Linked DNA regions of Homo sapiens: region 2 is linked to region 1. A link is a loop called in an ENCODE intact Hi-C map of the cell type or tissue named here. Cell type or tissue: mammary epithelial cell. All regions are shown on one strand. Links, peaks and the distances in the headings refer to the core of each region. The heading gives the core; the rest is flanking DNA.

Region 1 (8,342 bases), core at 333-8,332:
AACCCTGCCCACCCTTCATACAACTCTCAACTCCAAACATCATGAACTCCACTCCCATTAACAAATAAATATCTTTTTAGGATTTCCTTCAGAACTTTGCCCCCAAACTCTATGCTCAACACAGTGGCCAGAGTGACCCATATAAATGTAGGCCAGATCCTGCCTTTCTTTTGTTCTACCCTCTCCCCTCCCTAAAGGCTTCCCAAACCAAAGGTCTTTCAATGGCTGAAAGACCCTGTGCAGTCTGACTCCCTGTTAGGTACCTGACCTTTTCTCCTCCCTCCCATCCACTCTATACTGAACACACTTGTCTTCTTTCTGTTCTCCAATGCATCAGACACACTCCCACCTCAGGATTTTGGCACTGCTGTTCTCTCAACCAAGAACACTTTTGCCCTAGAAGCCATCAGTGTGCCTCACTCCCTTGCTTCCTTTGGGTCTTTGGCCAAATGCCACAACTCAGTGAGCCTTCCTTAAATCTTTTTGAAATTGCAACCATCCCTCTCCTGCCACTTACTACTCTTCTTTTCTGCTTTTTTTCATAGTATTCATCAGCTATTTCATATACACCTTGTATTTATAATAGGTCTCTACCACTATACTCTAAGGTCCTTAAGAACAGAGATTTTTGTTTATTTTGTTCACTGCCATATCCCCAGTGACTCCCAGGATGAGTGACTTGTACATAGCAGGCACCAAACATGTATTTATTGAATGTGTTTCTCTGAACCCTGCACAATGCCAGGAGAGATTTACAGGAACAACCCCTGTCCTCCAGAAACTCTTAGTGTAGTTGGGGAGTTTGACAATTGCTAATACTTTATAAAGTCAGATCTCTAAGGTTAACACCCTAACACCTTCTTAGTTCCTCTTAGATACTGTGACTGCACCTAAGGGAAGGTGCCTTTAGGAGGAAGGTAGTTCATAGGTTGTGGTTTTGTGGTGGAACCTCCTGGTTTCAAGTAAGCATTGCTGACTTGGACAAAGATCTGAGCTTATTTTTTCTAATCAACTGTGCTTTCTCTATGAACATTGATGTTTTTATTAAAATAGCAAAGGATAATAAATGCCTCTCTTGTATTATATTTAACCCTTGAGGCAGAGAGGTCCAAAACACAAAAAAACCTATCTGATATTTTAGGCAGAGTTTCTCTTGACTCAAAACCACTTCTAGCACATTCATTAGGAAGGTTACTATCAAAAATAAATAAATAAATAAATAAATAAAACAAGTGTTGGAAAGGATGTAGAGGAAATGGAACCTTTGTGTACTGTTGGTACTAATGTAAAAATGGTGCTGCCACTGTGGAAAACATTAAGATAATTTCTCAAAAATTAAAAATAAGGCCAGGCACAGTGGCTCATCCCTGTAATCCCAGCACTTTGGAAGGCTAAGGCAAGTGGATCACCTGAGGTCACAAGTTCAAGACAAGCTTGGCCAACATGATGAAACCCCATCTCAACTAAAAATACAAAAATTAACTGGGCATGGTGGTGGGCCCCTGTAATCCCAGCTACTTGGGAGGCTGAGACAGGAGACTCGCTTGAACCAGGGAGGCAGAGGTTGCAGTGAGCCAAGATTGAGCCATTGCACTCCAGCCTGGGTGACAAGAGCAAAACTCCATCTCAAAAAAATAATTAAAAATAGAATTACCATATGATCCAGCCATTCCACTTCTGGGTATATATCTGTTATGGTTTGGATCTGTGTCCCTCCCAAATCTCATGTCAAATTGTAACCTCCAGCGTTGGAGGAGAGGCCTAGTGGGAGGTGACAGGATCATGGGGGTGGAGTTCTCATGAATAGTTTAGAACCCTCCCTTTGGTGCTATTCTCATGATAGAGTTCTTATGAGATCTGGTTGTTTAAAAGTGTGTGGCACCTTCCCCATTCTCCCTTTCTCCTGCTCTGGCCATTTGAAGATGCCTGCTCCAGCTTTGCCTTCTATCACAACTGTAAGTTTCCTGAGGTCTTCCCAGAAGCAGATGCTGCCATGCTTCCTGAACAGCCTACGGAACCATGAATCAGTTAAACCCCTTTTCTTTATAAATTATCCAGTATCAGGTATTTCTTCATAGCAATGTGAGAAGAGATGAATACAATATTCAAAAGAATTGAAAGCATAGACATGAAAAGATATTGGTACACTCATGTTCATAGCAACATTGTTCACAAGAGCTAAAAGGAAGAAACAACCCAAGTGTCTATTGGGATGAATGGATAAACAAAATGTGGTACACACACACACACACACACAAATATTATTCAGCCTTGAAAAGGAAGGAAATGCTACAACATGAATACATGTTGAGAATGTTGAAGTATGATTCTGTTTGTATAATGTATCTAGAATCATCAGACTCATAGAACTAGAAAGAAGAATGATGGTTGGCAGGGCCTAGGGGGAGGAAAGAATGGAGAGTTGTTTAGTGGGTATAGTGGGTTGTTGTTTAGTGGGTATATTCAGTTTTGCAAGATGAAAAAGTTCTGGAAATTAGTTGCACAACAATGTGAATATATTTAACACCACTGAACTGCACACTTAAAATTCAGATAAGTTTTATGTGTATTTTACCACAATAAACACTTTCAATTAAAAAATACAATACACCTATAATATAAGAGAAATCTCTCTATTGGACATTTGAATATGTGGGCACTAACTCCTTTTGTGTAAGCACATTGGTCTCAATATATCAAAAAGATTTTTTAATAAAAAAGGAAGGAAAAATCAATGGGCATTAGATCGTCTATAATGGGAATACTACAGTAACTTAAAATTCCTCTATATTCTATTCTTCCTCAATTTCTTGAAAAGTTTTTTGGTGATATCAGCAGTCCCTGGGTGATGAGTGAGGGCAGGACACTTTTCATACCTGGGATTCACCCTCTAGTGATTTGACATATCCACCCAGGGTTACTGGCTCACAAGGGTGGGTGCGTCTAACCATCTCTCCAGGAGACAAAATGGTTAAACAAGAGTAAAGGGCAGGTTTCTGGACCTTGAAGCTTTCTTTAAGATTGACCAGTGAACAAGATTTCTTCTCACTCCAGGCAGCAGATCCAGCATAAGGAAAGTTAGAGAGGCATGAGGAAAATACAGTTCAATCCCGACATCGATGAAGACTTCAGTGCTTTAGGTGCATGTGGCTGCTTAGGAGAGATCAGTGGCAGATAAGAATATGCTATTCATTATTTGGGGGGAAATTATTTAATCTCTCTAAGCTCAGCTTTTTTATTGTAAAAAATGGAGATAAAACTACTGACTTCACAGGATTCTTGTGAAGGTTAAATGGGGTTCATTGAAATGTCCTATCATATTGACTCACACATAAAGAGACACATAGTAATAGTTCATTACCAGTCTTAGCTGTAAATCATGAAAGATCTCATGATCTAAAGCAAAGAGTTTGAATTAGTCCTATAAAATATATTTTTTAATCTTTAAAGTTTTTTAAGAGTGATATGATCACATGTATATTTTAGAAAAGAACATTCAGTAATAACATGTTAGAAGTAGACAAGATTGGAGAGCAATAAAGGAAGGAAGAGTAGTTTCAAGGTTAGTGCAAGATTACAGATGACAAAAGAGGAGTGTGTAAGTAGTTACATTGCAATTAGCCAAAACAACCAAATAGTCCCTGTTTATTCTTAGTCAACAGAAATGGAAATGTTCATGTAAGCATGGAAAAGCCTTTTTATTTTCATTCTCTCTGTGTCTCCGAAAAGGAAAGAGGTAACAGTGAAAATAATAAATAAAGCTTTTTTACCCTGGGCCCTACAAACAACCAAAGATTTTTAATGTTATGGGGAGAGCAAGCATTATAAGGAAGAGAGGAAGTTTTCTGCCAGGCCTTTTGATATTATACTCCCCAGAGCTGGAACATACTGGTATCGTAAATGAGTACGATACCAGGTTCTCGAATCATGTTTTTATTCAACACACTTTTGTTATAATATTTATGAGAAAAAGCAAAATCAATTCCTGGCAGGGATCACTGTCTGTGTGGAGTTTGCATGTTCTCGCCAGGCCTGCTTGGGTTTTCTCCAGGTTCTCCGGCTTCCTCCTACATCCCAAAGATGTTAGGTTTATCGGTATATCTAAATTGTCCTAGACTGAGTGAGTGTGGGTGTGGGTATGAGTGTGCCCCGTGATGGGATGGCGTGCGGTCCAGGGCTGGTTCCCACCTTGCCTCCTGAGCTGCCCCATGATAGTCTCCCAGGCCACCTACGACTCTGAACTGGAATAAGTGGGTTGCAAAATAAATAAATGAACACAAGTTATTGCCAAATACAAATTTGTAATGAAATAAAACAATTTTTAAAATTCATAAAATCTATGATAATCATCCAAATGCATGACAATAAATGATGTGGTATGAATATTTGTAATTGTGTTTGAACTGCGTGGTGGGAGGAGGTGCTCTCTACCATTTTTACTTTGCAGACACTTATTCTTTGATTTAACCCACCACCACGAAGACTGCCATCACTCACTGATTCACCAAAAACTGGGTAAATAATTATCTGACTCGTTCTTATTAATCTTTCTTAAATATATGTATATAGCTCACACTTATTTCAATGTTTGATATTAGAAGTGTTTTGGGTCAGAAGTTTGGTAATGTTTTTGTTACCAGAAACATACCATAGGAACTTAACTCTTGTTTAAATCAATTAGCCTCTGATAAAATTTGTTTCATGATGTGTTGTTTCATTTAAAGTCACAATTTTCAAGAACCTATCAACAAGGTCAAGTGAGGACTTACTGTACTTGAAGGATTTCATCAAAAGTTAGAAAATTCTGGATGAATTGTTTACTCATAGCTAAAAGTAGGAGCTGATTGCAGTTAAGTAGTGATAGCATACAAGTGAAACCAATTCCCAAATGGATCTGGGTGTTTGAAAAATCATTTGTGTAATCCTATTTAGATACAACAAATTTTCAAAGTATTTTTCTTAGCAATATTCTTTATTTAAATTAGATTATATACAGCTCCACAATATATTTAAAAAACATAAAAGGCTGAGCTGTTTTGACTAAATATGCGCATGATGAATATATGAATCTGGCATGAGTAAGATGAGTGAGAAGGAGAGAAATCCTGGCCTAACAGCATCCTCTATGCTCCTTCTGGAAGCCAGTTCAAAAAGCACTTACACAAGGACAAATACAACTTCTCCCTTTGCATAGGAGGCAGTTTGGGGTTTGAATGATGCCAAATGAGAGTACACATGTAGTAGAATGAAATTCGCATATATTAACTAGGTACTTCCCACCTATTCTTTGTCTTCTGGCCTTTACCGATGAGTCAGATAACATTCATGCCTCAGGGTCAGCGCCAAAACATTACACAGCCAGAGAACAAAGAATTTTAGTTGCATAAGTTTTAAGGCTCAAACATATACTAAGGCTCAAAGTAGACTTTCATAAATCCATGTCTAGATCTGTGAAGAATGTAATTGGTGGTTTGATAGAAACAGCATTGAATCTGTAAATTGCTTTGGGCAGTGTGGCCATTTTAATTACATTAATTCTTTCTACCCATGAGCATGGGATGTTTTTTCATTTGTTTGTGTCATCTCTGATTTCTCTGAGCAGTTATTTTGTAATTCTCATTGTAGAGATCTTTCACCTCCCTTGTTAGCTGTGTTCCTAGGTGTTTTATTTTATTTTATTTTATTTTACTTTATTTTGTTTTATCTTTTGTGACAGTTGTGAATGGGATTGCATTCCTCATTTGGCCTTTGGCTTGGCTGTTGTCGGTGTATAAAATGTTAGTGTTTTTGTACATTGATTTTATATCCTGAAATTTGGCTGAAATTGTTTATCAACTGAAGGAGCTTTTGGGCCAAGACTATGGGGTTTTCTAGATAAAGAATCATATCACCTGCAAACAGGGATAGTTTGAATTCCTCTCTTCCTATTTAGATGTCCTTTATTTCCTTCTCTTGCCTGATTGCTCTGGCCAGGACTTCCAGTACTGTGTTGAATAGGAGTGATGAAAGACAGCATACTTGTCTTGTCATGGTTTTCAAGGGGAATACTTCCAGCTTTTGCCCATTCAGTATGATGTTGGCTGTGGGTTTGTGTATTAGTCTGTTTTCACACTGCTGATAAAGACATACCTGAGATTGGGAAGAAAATGAGGTTTAATGGACTTACAGTTCCACATGTCTGGGGAGGCCTCACAATCATGGTGGAAGGCAAGGCGGAGCAAGTCACATCTTTACATGGATAGCGGCACTCAAAGAGAGTTTACCCAGGGAAACTCCCCTTGTCGAAACCATCAGATCTCATAAGACTTATTCACTATCATGAGAACAGCATGAGAAAGACCTGCCCCAATGATTCAATTACCTCCTAACAGGTCCCTCCCACAACATGTGGGAATTCAAGATGATATTTGGGTGGGGACACAGCCAAACCATATCATTCTGCCCCTGGCCCCTCCCAAATCTCATGTCCTCACATTTCAAAACCAATCATGACTTCTCAACAGTCCCCCAAAGTCTTAACTTATTTCAGCATTAACTTAAAAGTCCACAGTCCAAAGTCTCATCTGAGACAAGGCAAGTCCCTTCTGCATAGAAGCCTATATAATCAAAATCAAGTTAAATATTTCCTAGATACAATGGGGGTACAGGCATTGGGTAAATACAGCCATTCCAAATGGGAGAAAGTGGCCAAAATGAAGGGGCTACAGGACCCATGCAAGTCCAAAATCCAGCTGGGCAGTCAAATCTTAAAGCTCCAAAATGATCTCCTTTTAATCCATGTCTCACATCTGGGTCATGCTGATACAAGAGGTGGGTTCCCATGGTCTTTGGCAGCTCCGCCCCTGCGGCTCTGCAGGGTATAGCCTCCCTGCCAGCTGCTTTAATGGGCTGGTGTTGAGTGTCTGTGGCTTTTCCAGGTACACGGTGCAAGCTGTCAGTGGATCTACCATTCTGGGGTCTGGAGGAAGGTGGCCCTGTTCTCACAGCTCCACTAGGCCATGCCCCAGACTCTGTGTGGGGGTTTCAACCTCACATTTCCCTTCCACGCTGCCCTAGCAAAGGTTCTCCATGAAAGCACTACCCCTGCAGCAAACTTCTTCCTGGACATTCAGGCATTTCCATACATCCTCTGAAATCTAGGCAGAGGTTCCCAAACCCCAATTTTTGGCTGCTGTGCACTGGCAGGCTCAACACCACGTAGAAGCTGCCAAGGCTTGAGGCTTGCACCCTCTGAAGCCACGGCCTGAGCTCTATGTTGGCCCCTTTCAGCCACTGCTGGAGCAGCTGGGATGCACGGTACCAAGTCCCTAGGGAGTACACAGCACGCAGACCCTGGGCCCAGCCCACAAAACAACTTTTTCCTCCTAGGCCTCTGGACCTGTGATGGGAGGGGCTGCCATGAAGACTTCTGACATTCCCTAGAGACATTTTCCCCATTGTCTTGGGGATTAACATTTGGCTCCTCATTACTTATGCAAATTTCTGCATCCAGCTTGAATTTCTCCTCAGAAAATAGGATTTTCTTTTCTATCTCATTGTCAGGCTGCAAATTTTCCAAACTTGTATGCTCTGTTTCCCTTTTAAAACTGGATGCCTTTAACAACACCCAAGTCACCTCTTAAGTGCTTTGCTGCTTAAAAATGTCTTCCACCAGATACCCTAAATCATCTCTCTCAAGTTCAAAGTTCCACAAGTCTCTAGGGCAGGGGCAAAATATCACCAGTCTCTTTGCTAAAACATAGTAAGAGTCAGCTTTTCTCCAGTTCCCAACAAGTTCCTCATCTCCATCTGAGACCACCTCAGCGTGGATTTCATTGTCTATATTATTATCAGCATTTTGGTCAAAGACATACAACAAGTCTCTAAGAAGTTCCAAATTTTCCCACATTTTTCTGTCTTCTTCTGAGCCCTTCAAATTTTTCAAATCTCTGCCTGTTACTCAGTTCCAAAGTCACTTCCACATTTTCGGGTATCTTTTCAGCTGCGCCCCACTCCACTGGTACTCATTTACTGCATTAGTCTGTTTTCATGCTGCTGATAAAGACGTACCTGAGACTGGGCAATTTACAAAAGAAAGAGGCTTAATGGACTTACAGTTCCATGTGGCTAGGGAGGCCTCACAATCATGGTGAAAGGGGAAAGGCACTTCTTACATGGCAGCAGCAAGAGAGAGAATGAGAGCCAAGTGAAAGGGGTTTCACCTTATAAAACCATCAGATCTCGTGAGGCTTATTCACTACCATGAGAACAGTATGGGAGAAACCGCCCCCACGATTCAATTATCTCCCACCAGGTCCTTCCCACAACACATGGGAATTATGGGAATATAATTCAAGATGAGA
Region 2 (8,342 bases), core at 10-8,009, 150 kb after region 1:
TATGAAGACACATGCACACATGTTTAATGTGGCACTATTCACAATAGCAAAGCCTTGAAACCAACCCAAATGCCCATCAATGATAGACTGGATAAAGAAAATGTGGCACATATACACTATGGAATACTATACAGCCGTTAAAAATGATGAGTTTGTGTCCTTTGCAGGGACATGGATGAAGCTGGAAACCATTATTCTCAGCAAACTACCACAAGAACAGAAAACCAAACACTGCACATTCTCACTCATAAGTGGGAGTTGAACAACAAGAACACATGGACACAGAGAGGGGAACATCACACACTAAGGCCTGTCAGGGGGGTTGGTGGTTAGGGGAGGGATAGCATTAGGAGAAATACCTAATGTAGATGATGGGTTGATGGGTGCAGCAAACCACCATGGCATGTGTATACCTATGTAACAAAACTGCACGTTCTGCACATGTGCCCCAGAACTTAAAGTATAATTTAAAAAAAAAAAAGTTGGCCGGGCACGGTGGCTCACGCCTGTAATTCCAGCACTTTGGGAGGCCGAGGCGGGCAGATCACGAGGTCAGGAGATCGAGACCATCCTGGCTAACACGGTGAAACCCCGTCTCTACTAAAAATACAAAAAATTAGCCGGGCACGGTGGCCGACGCCTGTAGTCCCAGCTACTTGGGAGGCTGAGGCAGGAGAATGGCGAGAACCCAGGAGGCGGAGCTTGTAGTGAACCGAGATCATGCCACTGCACTCCAGCCTGGGCGAAAGAGCAAGACTCTGTCTCAAAAAAAAAAAATTTTTTTTTGGAAGAAAGTGTGGCTATTCTTCAAGGATCTAGAACCAGAAATACCATTTAACCCAGCAATCCCATTACTGGGTATGTACTTGGGTAATCCTTTGGAGGATTATAAATAATGCTACTATAAAGACACATGCACACGTATGTTTATTGAAGCACTGTTCACAATAGCAAAGACTTGGAACCAACCCAAATGTTCATCAGTCATAGACTAGATAAAGAAAACGTGGTACATATACACCATGGAATAATATGCAGCCATAAAAAAGGATGAGTTCATGTCCTTTGCAGGGACATGGATGAAGCTGGAAACCATCATTCTCAGCAAACTAACACAAAAACCACATGTTCTCACTCTTAAGTGCAAGTTGAACAATGAGAACACACAGACACAGGGAGTGGAACATCATACACTGGGGCCTGTCTGGGGGTGGGGGGGTTAGGGGAGGTATAGCATTAGGAGAAATACCTGATGTAGATGACAGGTTGATGGGTGCAGCAAACCACCATGGCACGTGTATACCTATGTAACAAACCTGCATGTCCTGTACACGTATCCCAGAACTTAAAGTATAATTAAAAAAAAAAAAAAAAAAAAGGTTTTGGTTTCTCCACAAATATCACAGTGTAACATATATTCAGGTTCTCTCTGACTCTTTCTCTCTGTCCATCCTTCCACCAATAACTGGTTCATAGTGGGCAGCTCTGAGCACTACAAGAGGTCAAGTTATAATGGGCTCCAAATGTATTCAACAGTACATTTTCCAAAGTAAAGAACTGCTTTTTTGGCTTTTGGTTTTACCATCTTAATGGTGAAACTGTATGTGGATTCATTAAAAGTAAATAACTGCTACTCTCTAAGAGTCTATAATGATGAAAAAAGTCTTCATTAGAAAAAATTGACTGGCCAGACACAGCGGCTCACACTTGTAATCCCAGCACTTCGGGAGGCTGAGGTGGGCAGATCACCAGATGTCAGTAGTTCAAGACCAGCCTGGCCAACATAGTGAAACCCCATCTCTACTAAAAATACAAAAATTAGACAGGTGTGGTAGCACGCACACCTGCAATCCCAGCTACTTCAGAGGCTGAGGCAGGAGAATCACTTGAACCCGGGAAGCAGAGGCTGCAGTGAGCCGAGATCACACCACTGTACTCCAGTCTGAGCAACACAGATTCCATCTCAAAAAAAAAAAAGAAAAAAGAAAGAAAGAAAAGAAAAATCTGGACTTCCCAGAAGCATTTTGTGAGTGCTTTCTTTGATTAATAATTTACCTTAAAGCAATTCAAAGACAAAACTGGTTCATTTTCAAATTCACATCATTGTTGATGATCCAGTCTTACAACCCAGTAGAAAAAATGCCACAAGAGTGGCAAGGCAGTCTGACCAGAGCTTGTCCTACCCGCTACCTTCCACTACCTCTAATCATACTCAGCATTTCTTGAGCACTTGTCACACATCAGGGACTACATTAAACATGTTAGAGGAATTATCTCAATTAATAGTCACAACAACCTGTTTTCCCTACTTTATAGACGAGAAAACATTAGAGAGGTTAAGTAACTTGCCTACGGATACTTAATAAGTGGTAAACAAGACAGGATGTGACTGATTCCAGGCAATATGTGTCTCAATGGCATTTTTACAAGCCAGGGAGCATATCAAAAATGCAGTGTTTACTAAGTCACCTCATATTTCTTTTCTGAATCAACCCCAAACTTATTCATTATGCTTATCCATTAATTGTTTTGTAGCCACTAATTAGCTGTAGCTTGTCCACTGAGAGCTTGACAGACTCATCTGTTTTCCAAATTGACTGTATATGGATTTTTAGAATTTTCTCATTTTAAAATAAAAATTGAGTAGATATGCTCACAGAAGGATTGAAGTTCTATTATCACCAATATTTCATATGTTATTGGGTTTTCAATCTCATTTTGTCTTAATTTTTCTCATTTGTGTTGCCCTTGAAGTTGTAAGTTTTAGGGCTTAGGGGCCATGTCTTTTTGTTTGAAAACAAAAGAGCTTCAGAATAAAAGATTGAAAGATTAAAAAAAACTGTTAGCAATGAATGCTTCTGGGTTAATGGGATTGTGCATAACTTTTTTATTTCTGTATTTTCCAATTTCCAAATTTTCCACGAAGTTCTTATAGCTAGAGAAAAGTATTATTTTAAATAATTTTAACTTCTCTTGTCTATGACAATATATGTTGATTTCCATAAAATGCCTCATTAACACTGAAAATAATCTAAACCCTGGTATCAGTAATAAATAGAAGTAAAATTCTTAGATTCATCCAAGGCAAGGGCTGCATGTGCTGGAGGCCTAGTGAGAGGGAGCCACTCCAACAGAAGAAAGGAGAAAAGTTGGAAGCAGAGAATTTTAGTGCCCTCATCATTGCTCCCCTGAATTCAAGCGGCCCAGGTTCATAAACCCACAGAGTGCTTTCTACAGGTCCACAAAATAAAACCTTACAGCACCCTATATGACAGGTGGGCTCTATAGCAGAAATGTGACTTGTCACCTGCCTGGAGCACAGAGCCATTCACAGTCCCAGAGATGGTTTTTCTAGGCAGTGAAGTGGTTCTGAGATTCTGTCTAGGATACTTTTAAGCATAGACTCAGAAATAACAAGTATTTAATGAAGGTAGTCAATACTAGAAAGATTCCTTCCATCTCAGAGAAAAAACTTGGAAGCTAGAAAGACTTAGGTTTTTAAACAGGGATTGGTTTCTCTGGCATTGCAGATATGTTGAAATACATCGAAACCCTTGCTCTGCCTGCTTCCTGATGCTTTTGTTATTATTGTGCCTTGTGATGTCATCAGTTGTGAGCTGGTGATATCATAGTGCATTATTTGAGCCCTAGTCATCACCCAAGTGCTGCTGAGAGGACAGATGATTGAGAGAATGACAGAGAAAATGTTGGAATCTCCTCCTATGCATGAGTCAGAGAGGAAATTGCTACCATCTTCAAGGTCTACTGAGGAAGCACATACTGAATGCTGGAAGCACCAGGGGAGATCCCCAGCTGTTCTTGTCAGAGCAACCCTGAAAGCAAGATCAGAATGGCTGCTCCAAGAGACTGGACCAGGCCACAAAGCATACAGAGAAAACAAGGGTGGGATACATGGATACAGAGAAAACAGGGGCGGGAAGGGGTATGGGGGACATACTTTGGGAAGAAGTCCTCCAAGAAATAGTAAAATCTTTACTCAGGGAAATAGTACAATGCCTCCAGGAGGTAAGACAGAAGCAAAACTTGACAGAAGCTCATCCTTAATCCCTTTGGAAATACAGATTTCTCTCTGGGCCAGAATCCTAACAAGGTAGCCCAGTGAATCCTTGGAAAACAACCATTAAAAGCACGATTTTATGATTTATAGACTCAGTGACTGAATTAATATCACACTTCTGACGTGTACCAGCTGTGATTTAAGGTGATTACTTAACCTCTCTGAGCCCCAGCTTCCTCATCTGTAAAATAAATAATGAGCCCTAATCATAGAGATGCCATAAGAATTAAATGAAGAAATGTTTATAAAGTACTATGTATAGAAAGTACACAGTGCCTAGCATAAAGTAGGCCTACAAAAAAAATAGCTACTAAGTGTATGTGTGTGTGTGTGTGTGTGTGTGTTTGTGTATAGAATTGTGTATTTTTGAATACCTGGTATATCTCATGACAAAGAAAGATGAGAAGCATTCTGGTTTTGGTTTTGGACTTATTAAAGGAGATATTATGCAAAATGTTTTATATGTCAGAATCCCCCCAAAAAATTAGTCCAAATAACAGTGTACCATGACAAAGTTATCCTGTGTTCTGGGTTAATGGCTTTTCAAACTCATTTGGAGTCGGTTTAGGTAAAATACTGTGCAAGTTTCTATATATCAAAGAAAAATTGCACAGCATAGAGCTAAACAGGCAAGAAAGACTGTATTCAATACTTATTGCCATAGGAGTCAAGTCTATTGCAATAGGGGAGAATGGTTAAACTTGAAAACAAAAAGAGGGAGAATTTTTAAGCACTGGAGTGAGCAAATAGAAAAGTACTAGAGGACATTAGCGCTGGCCAGTGGGAGTAGGCCATCTGTGTTTGCTAGCTGGTGCTTGTTCATGTATTAAAGCTAGGCTCCTATGGTCCCACAGAGACTGGGAAATAGGGGAGCTGTCTTTCTTGATAATTACATTGCAAAGTGGCGGCTCCCAGGTCCTTGTGAAAGACATTCCTGGGTTATAAAACTTGCAAGAGGTTGGGAGAAGATTGACCTCTCAGAGGGCCAAAGAATTTACAATTACAAGCTTTCTACAGTAAATATTCTTCCTTCTGAACTACAGTTCTATGAAAAAGGGGGGAAAAAAGAAAGGAAAAATGAAGTACATGCTCTAAGAAAAAGAGAGCTCAAGGGCCTATACTCGGGAAGAAGCCTGTCTAAAATTTAGTCAAGCTGAGGGGAACTTTAAGACCATCTTGATCATATACCCAGCTTGGCAGGGTCTGCCTTCATGTATCAGTGAGGAGATTGCCATCTAAAGCATGTCTTCTCTGGAAGCACCTGTCTAAAACTAGTTGCCTACCTCCATTTGCAATAACCTGACTTTCATGGGTCTGGACATTCCCCTCATTTGAGTCATTCTCCTGTGTTAGACAACAAAGTTGAGTGCACGGTTTGTAGGAGACCATAGTTAATAACATTGGTGTGATCTGGGGGCAGGAATGAAGGACCTACCTGCATCTCTTATTAGCCTTTCTGTCAGGGAAAGACCTCAGCAAAATTTTGATGTAGACAAAGGCTTTCCAATCTTTCCTTCCTTTTCAGCTCTTCTTGTTTCAGACACCGTATGCCCTCAGCCTCTCCCCTCTCCTTTCGTTTTCTCCCAGAAACTAGCTTCTGAATCTTATACTAAAATGGAACAAACTGGCTAATAGCCTAAAATAAGCCAAAATGTTTGTATATTACTAAAATCTTAAACTTGGTGAAATCTTTTGTTTGGGCCAGCAGTGAGTTAAAATGTTACAGGACCTCACCCTTAATGCTGAAACTGCCCCCTTCTAGCAAACAGTTGTCACATTGAAAGACAGGACAGGAAAGCATCGAGGGAGACCCCAACCTGCCAAGGACAAACCTGGATAGCTGGGGAATGGCCCCATGCCACAGCAGGGAAAGCAGGCACTAAGGTGAATGCCTGGAAATGAGGGATGACAGGGATTCTGGAGGCCCTTGAAGAAGGATTCTAAAAGAATATGTCTAACCAAAGCTGGGAAATGAAGATCAGTGTCTTCTCCCTGTAACTTTTGTCTTGAATGAGTTCTAGAGATGAAAGAATATGAGACCCTAAAAAACAACCCTTCTGTTCACCTTTACCCCTCAAGTACTGTCTCAGGCCTTTCCTTCTGGTCTCAAAGCTCTTTTAGGAGATGGAGTTCCCCATACAGTCCAAATAATATGTCAATTGCTTCTATATCACTACTCCTCTCAATAATTCATTTTAATACGTATAGCCAAGACACAGTTATATGAGTTAATATATGTAAGACAGGAAAAGGGTTGCTGGTATATAATAAGGTATATGCTATATGCATATTAGCTATGATTTTTATCATTATTATGCCACAGCCCTGATTGTGAGGGATATTTGTCAAAGCCAGAGTAGAAAGATACCCCAGTTATAGCTGCTAGGTCAGCACCATAAAAGAGAGGAACCCAGTACATATCCATAAAGGAAGATGCAATCATCCTGTTCTTTATAATGACTTAAGATAGCAGGATGGATAATATCTTTCCAGAGACAGACTTCCCCAAGGATGCCAGTCTTGCTGCCTTGTATCAGTCAACTGAACCTATTCTTACTTGGGGTTACCTCTGCCCAGCACCACAGATACATGTAGGATCTGAATGTGGAAGATCTCCAGCTCTGGTAATATTCCTCTGAGATATTTCTTGTAAGAAATTCATCTGTAAAGCAAATATAAGGGAAAGTCCTGTGATACTTGAAGGATCGTCTCTCTTGACTCCTGTCAGCATCCTTCAAAGTGACCAGCTAGATTGATTTCATAACACCCAGTCCCAGCAACAGCAGTTCTGCTTCCGGGGGAAGGCCAACTTCCAAAAATCACAATAGAACCGTTGATGTAGGGTAATTTAGTGCTAAACGGACCCAGCAGGGTGGGTTTTTTTTTTCTTAAAAGGGAAGAGTGCAGTAAAGATAGTTTGGTTTGGGGCCTGACCTAAATCTTTCACTTCCTCTTACAGGAGAGAAGCAGATGTTAACTACAGGGTTGGGGAGGGAATGGGGAAGAAGAAGAGAACAAAATAAAATTGTGGTTCAAATTATTGTTAACACGTCAGTCTGATGATGCTCATTCTCTCATGTAAGCATTTAGAAATTCAACACAGAGACCATCTTCATTTTTGTTCATAAATTATTTATGCCTACTTCACCTTTTCTTTAAAGGCACAAATAAAATAAAATAAAAGTGAAGCCAGCAAAAGACAAGCCATCTTTTCAACACATGGTGCTGCAATAATTAGATATACAGAAAGACAAAGATGAATCCAAACCCTTATCTCACATCATACACAAAAAATTAATTCAAAACGAATCAACATTCATTGGAATTTATCAAATTTTTTTAAGTTTTGCACTTCAAAAGATACCATTAACAAAATAAAAAGGTAAATCACATACTGGGAGAAAAATACTTGTAAGTCATGTATCTGGTAAGGGACTTGTATCCAGAATATATAAAGAACTCTTACAATTTAATAGTAAGAAGAAAACTCAATTTTTAAAGTGGGCAAAACATTTGAATAAACATTTTACTAAAGAAGATATCTGAATGACCAATAAGCACAAGAAAAGATGCTTAACATCATTTGTTACTAGGGAAATGCAAATTCTTTTTTTTTTCTTTTTTTTGAGACAGGGTCTTACTCTGTCACCCAGACTGTAGTGCAGTGACACAATCACGGCTCACTCCAGCCTCAACTGGAGTCAAACGATCCTGCCACCTCAGCCTCCTGAGTAGCTGGAACCACAGGTGTGTGCCACCTTGCCTGGCTAATTTTTGTATTTTTTGTAGAGACAGGGTTTCACCACATTGCCCAGGCTGGTCTCAAGCTCCTGAGCTCAAATGATCTGCCTGCCTCAGCCACCCAAGATGCTAGGATTACATGCATGAGCTACTGTACCCAGCTGGGAAATGCAAGTTAAAGCCAAGGTAAGATACCACTGCACACCCATTAAAATGGCTATAATCCAAAAGGCAGGCAATAGCAAGTGTTGGTACAGACATAGAGAAACTGGAACCTTCATACATCGTTGCAGGATATGTAAAATGGTACAGCTACTTTGGAAAACAGTTTAAAAGTTAAACATAAATTAACCATAAGATCCAGCAATTCTTCTTCTAGGTATCTACTCAAGAGAAATAAAAATGTGCATCCACACAAAAACTTGTATGTGAATGCTCATAGAAGATTACTCATAATAGCTGATATGGTTTGGCTCTGTGTCCCTTCTCAAATCTCATGTCGAATTGTAATCCCACAGGTCAG

What was found. Hi-C counts contacts between places; a loop is a spot of excess contacts. Peaks named below come from ENCODE experiments on the same cell type or tissue, not always from the same donor. Only the 100,000 strongest peaks of a DNase experiment are listed, where the experiment ranks them.
Region 2: a loop joins it to region 1, with 2.0 times the contacts of the local background. A loop is called at or near these places in 2 of 110 quality-filtered maps.

The regions. Positions count from the first base shown.
Region 1 is chr3:102,050,551-102,058,892 of GRCh38, reverse strand. No RefSeq gene overlaps it. Among named protein-coding and RNA genes, the nearest start is that of RDUR, 110 kb to the right of the region's middle. In mammary epithelial cell, for the core only: no CTCF peak of the experiment used is centred there; a DNase peak (open chromatin) is centred at 5,312; H3K27ac peaks cover 1,293 bases.
Region 2 is chr3:101,897,580-101,905,921 of GRCh38, reverse strand. No RefSeq gene overlaps it. Among named protein-coding and RNA genes, the nearest start is that of RDUR, 39 kb to the left of the region's middle. In mammary epithelial cell, for the core only: no CTCF peak of the experiment used is centred there; DNase peaks (open chromatin) are centred at 2,291 and 3,661; H3K27ac peaks cover 1,461 bases.